Regions from separate parts of the Homo sapiens genome. Here region 1 is linked to region 2. The links are chromatin loops, found by intact Hi-C in ENCODE. Cell type or tissue: gastrocnemius medialis. All regions are shown on one strand.

What was found. A loop is a pair of places that touch in the nucleus more often than their neighbours do. Peaks named below come from ENCODE experiments on the same cell type or tissue, not always from the same donor. Only the 100,000 strongest peaks of a DNase experiment are listed, where the experiment ranks them.
Region 1: a loop joins it to region 2, with 16 times the contacts of the local background. A loop is called at or near these places in 1 of 110 quality-filtered maps.

Annotation. Positions count from the first base shown.
Region 1 is chr1:1,105,855-1,108,354 of GRCh38, forward strand. The region is part of intron 1 of C1orf159 (chromosome 1 open reading frame 159); the gene reads right to left. Among named protein-coding and RNA genes, the nearest start is that of C1orf159, 9.0 kb to the right of the region's middle. In gastrocnemius medialis, no CTCF peak of the experiment used is centred here; no DNase peak of the experiment used is centred here.
Region 2 is chr1:919,749-922,248 of GRCh38, forward strand. LOC284600 (a long non-coding RNA gene) reads left to right here. Exons shown (of 5, transcript XR_007065342.1): 5 at 222-1,271. It overlaps LOC107985728 (collagen alpha-1(III) chain-like), which reads right to left. Exons shown (of 5, transcript NR_168405.1): 5 at 495-2,500. Among named protein-coding and RNA genes, the nearest start is that of LINC02593, 1.3 kb to the left of the region's middle. RefSeq lists an enhancer at 442-1,378. In gastrocnemius medialis, a CTCF peak has its summit at 1,464 (motif pointing left); no DNase peak of the experiment used is centred here; H3K27me3 peaks cover 1,203 bases.

The DNA of each region.
Region 1 (2,500 bases), 190 kb after region 2:
ACAGAGCGAGACTCTGTCTCAAAAACAAACAAATAAATAAATAAATAGATAGATAAATAAATAAAATAGTAATAAGTGTGTTGTAGAATTTTCTAGCATACCTAGAAGTGAAATGCGTGCCGACAAGAGCACGGAATATAACTGGAGTCCGCTCGCTGAGGTTCTGTGAAGTACATTTAATCTCCAGAGGAACCACTTAAAAAACAACACAAAGAGGCAGAACTAAAAAGTCAGCAGAGGAGATAAAATTGAAGACAACTTGATCCCTCTACCTACAAAAAAGGAAGCAAAGGAGGAGCAGGGAAAAGCAGGTGGAAAAACAGAAATCGAACATAAAGATGGTAGACTCCAACCCAAACACTCTAACACCTACATTAAATACAAATGGTTAAATTAAATACTTCAATTAAAAACTATCGATTAATGTCACTATTAGGGAAATGCAAATCAAAATCAAAATGAAATACTCCACACCCATTAGAATGGCTATTACCAAAAAAACAGAAATAAATGTTGGCAAACGCATGTGGAGAGAATGGAACCCTTGTGCATGCTGCTGAGAATATAAAATGGTGTGAAAAACAGTATGTCAGTTTCTCAAAAAACTAAACACACACACAAAATTAAACACAGAATTACTCTATGACCCCGCAACTTTACTTGTGGTTCTACACCCTGAAGAACTGAAAACCAGGACTCCAAGAGACATTTGTACAACCATATCTTAGCAGCATTGTTCACCACAACCACCATGTCTTAGTGAAAGGTGACAACATGCTAGCAGCCCTCACTCACTCTCAGCACCTCCTGGGCCTCAGCATCCACGCTGGCCACACTTGAGGAGCCCTCCAGCCCACCGCTGCACTGTGGGAGCCCCTCTCTGGGCTGGCCGAGGCCGGAGCCGGCTCCCTCTGCTTGCAGGGAGGTGTGGAGGGAGAGCTGCAGGCGGGAACCGGGGCTGCATGCAGCGTGAGTTCTGGGTGGGTGCAGGCTCGGCGGGCCCCGCACTCAGAGCACCTGCCGGCACCCCCGGCCCTGGGCAGTGAGGGGTTTAGCACCTGGGCCAGCAGCTGTGGAGGGTCCCCCAGCACTGCCAGCCCCCCTGCACCAGGTTCGAATTCTTGCCGGGCCTCAGCTGCCTCCACGCGGGGCAGGGCTCGGCAGCCTGCCATGCCCGAGGCCCCCCGCACCCCCGCCCGTGGGCTCCCACACAGCCCGAGCCTCCCCAACGGGCACCACCCCCTGCTCCGCGGCACCCGATCCCATCAACCACCCAAGGGCTGAGGAGTGTAGCGCACGGCACTGGACTGGTGGGCAGCTCTGCCTGCGGCCAGGCGCTGGGTCCATTAGGCAAAGCCAGCTGGGCTCCTGAGTCGGGTGAGGACTTGGAGAACTTTTATGTCTAGCTGGAGGATTGTAAATGCACCAATCAGCACTCCGTGTCTAGCTCAGGGTTTGTGGATGCACCAATCAGCACTCTCTGTATCTAGCTAATCCGGTGGGGACTTGGAGAACCTTTATGTCTAGCTACAGGATTGTAAATACACCAATCAGCACTCTGTGTCTAGCTCAAGGTTTGTAAACGCACCAATCAGCACCTTGTGTCTAGCTCAAGGTTTGTAAATGCACCAATCGCTGCTCTGTGTCTAGTTAATCTAGTGGGGACTTGGAGAACTTTTACGTCTAGCTAGAGGACTGTAAATATCATTCTGTGTCTAGCTCAGGGATCGTAAACGCACTAATCAGCACCCTGTCAAAACAGACCAATCAGCTCTCTATAAAATGGACCAATCAGCTGTCTGTAAAATGGGCCAATCAACAGGATGTGGGTGGGGTCAGATAAGGGAATAAAAGCAGGCTGCCGGAGCCAGCAGCAGCAACCCACTCGGGTCCCCTTCCACACTATGGAAGCTTTGTTCTTTCGCTCTTTGCAATAAATCTTGCTGCTGCTCACTCTTTGGGTCTGCACTGCCTTTATGAGCTGTAACACTCACTGCAAAGGTCTGCAGCTTCACTCCTGAAGCCAGTGAGACCACGAACCCACCAGAAGGAAGAAACTCCAAACACATCTGAACATCAGAAGGAACAAACTCCGGACACACCATCTTTAAGAACTGTAACACTCACTGCGAGGGTCTGCGGCTTCATTCTTGAAGTCAGTGAGACCAAGAATCCACCAATTCTAGACACATTAGCAGCACCATTCACCACAGCCACCATGTCTCGGCAGCACCATTCACCACAGCCCCATGTCTCAGCACTGTTCACCACAGCCACCATGTCTCAGCAGCACCGTCCACCACAGCCACCATGTCTCAGCACCGTTCACCACAGCCACCATGTCTCAGCAGCACCGTTCACCACAGCCACCATGTCTCAGCAGCACCGTTCACCACAGCCACCATGTCTCAGCAGCACCGTCCACCACAGCCACCATGTCTCGGCACCGTTCACCACAGCCACCATGTCTCAGCAGCACCGTCCACCACAGCCACCATGT
Region 2 (2,500 bases):
TCCTGTCATGAGGGCTGAGGACCACCTAGGCCCACGTCCGCCCAGCAGGTGGCAGCTGCATCCCCGGTCCCCTCCACAACCCGGGCCAGGTCCAGGCTGCAGGCCGCAGTGTTGGCAGGGGGAGGAGAGGGTGAAATTGGCTGAGCCCATCCATTGGGACAGACCCTCCCGCTCCTTGGGGCTCTGGAGAACTCTATTCCTTCTCTTTGCTTAACCTCAAGGTGCTGGGGCCTCTGGCTGCTGCAGCATTTACAGAGGAATTGTCTGGGATGTGCCGGGCCGAGCACTGTAGCTCTCGCCGGTGTCTGCGTCAGCACGCTAGTGACATGGCAGGTGAGGACCACGGCACCGCCCCTGCGATCTGGCAGTCAGAGCCCACCTGTGTGTCTGCAGGAGCATCCCTGACTACACACCACGGGACGGCAGGGAAGGGTCCCTCGGGCCCCACCCCTTTGTTCTTTCAATGGTAAAGGTTCAGGTCGGTGGACAGACTGGACTTGGAAACACCTTCTTGCGTCCTCGAAACGACGTGGCACGCAGCCAGCTCACAGCACCCAAAGGCACGGGCAAGTTGCATCACGGCAGCCCCTCCTGTCTGACCAGGAGCAGGTGCGTTCCTGAGGTCCTGGCCACTTCTGCAGGAGCGTCCGAGGGAGCCCAGCTGATATACCACAGCCCCTGACCTCCCAGGTTAGCCTTTCCATCCAACAGCACCAGGACTGGACAGGCCACCTTGGCTGAGGATCACGTGTGCCTGGGTCTGGGCGGTGCTGATGCCCACAGGCCCTGAGTCTGTGTTGCGCACAGGCCTTGGAAAGCAGTGCACATCCTGTCTGCACCGGTGTCTATAGTGAAGCCATCTTTGTCCGTGTGGCCATGGGAGGGTCTGTCTGTGCTGTGTGTGTGTCCTGCGCGCGTCGGGAGCTGCTGCGCCACACACAGGCACGCAGGGTGTGGGCACACCTGTGCTTCTGAGCCCACGTGCCCTTGCCGGTGGCCAGGCACACACACAGCTGTGCATCCTTGGCCCAAGATCAGCTGTGCCACACCTGCAGGCTGCAGGATCTTTTCTGTATATCTCCCTCCATCACCAGAAGTAAGCTCAGGACTGAGGCTGACAGGCTGGTCTGAGCGCTGCTCACCTGCACCTCCTGGCTGCACCTGTGGCCCCGGACTCAGCTTCCCCATCTCTCTCCTCCCCACCCCACCTCTGGGTCATCTCCGGCTGGGGCTGTACCACATCTGGGCTCAATAAATGGTTGATTGATTGATGAGGGGATGGATGAGAAGGGCTCTAAGAGAAATGCTGGGGAGCCTGGGCAGGCACTCCCGGATGGCGGAGGCGGCATGCGGGCTGGGGCAGCGGCCCCTGGCGCCCCCACACTCCCCCAGGACGTCTGGGGTCACCGTCTGCTCCATGGCAGCCCCAGGGTTATTTATGACCTCCTCCCTCTGGCGGCGGGAGGCAGGCTCCAGCCTCAGCCCAGCGGCGGAGGGGCCCCAGCAGGGGGACCCGGAGCAGCGACAGAGGCACCAAGGCCCAGGCAGGCGGGGCTCGGTGGGCCGGAGGAGGGGCGGTGGAGTCCACACCGCCAGGTCCCTGCCTCGCTCAGGATGATTCCAGCGCCAGAACTCCGTTCCTCTGGCCTCTGCCGCCAGCCTGAGGAGTGCAGGGGAGAGTGGGGCCCAGGTGTCCCAGACCAAGACAGGTGTGTGAGTGGACATGGGACACAGGTGTGGTAGTGGAGGACACGTGTGAGCAAGTGAACACATCACACAGATGTGCGAGCAGACACAAGACATGGGACACAGGTGCGCCAGTGAACACGGGACTGGTGTAAGCCAGCGGGCATGAGACACGGGTGTGAGCGAGTGGACACGGGACACGTGTGAGTGGGCACGGACAGTACAGGTGTGAGCGAGTGGACACGAGACACAGGTGTGGGAGTGGACACAGGTGTGTGGGAGTGGACACAGAACAGGTGTGAACATGGACACGGACACGGGTGTGTGTGAGTGGACAGGACCAAGGAAGGGGCACAACCCCGTGGAAAAGGGTGATGCTGGGGGTGAGGAGCCTGGTCCTGTGGGAACGTGGCCTCTGAACGGGTGCCTGCTTCCCAGGAAGACAAGGAGGTGGTGGGGAAGGCCTCCTCACCCAGCCCCTGGAGGGACCTCCAGAACATCAGGGAGTGGACAGTGAGGATAGAGGGGTGCCTCCAGCTTTGGACCCAGTCAGGGTCTTTTCTGGAAGACACCATGGGCCCCGGGTAGGCCCCCACACCCAGCCAGAAACCCAGGGCCAGCCCCATGCCCCTCCTTAACCACACTGTGGGCCTGAGCATGATGAGATGCTGGTGAACAGGGGAGGGCTCTTGGAAGGGAAAGGAGGCCCCTCTGCTGGCCCAGGTCAGAGGAGAGGCCTGGCCCAAGGGCCTCAGACCCTGAGAGGCACTGCCATGCAGACCTGCGCCTCCCCAGCCTCCCTCTCCAAATCACT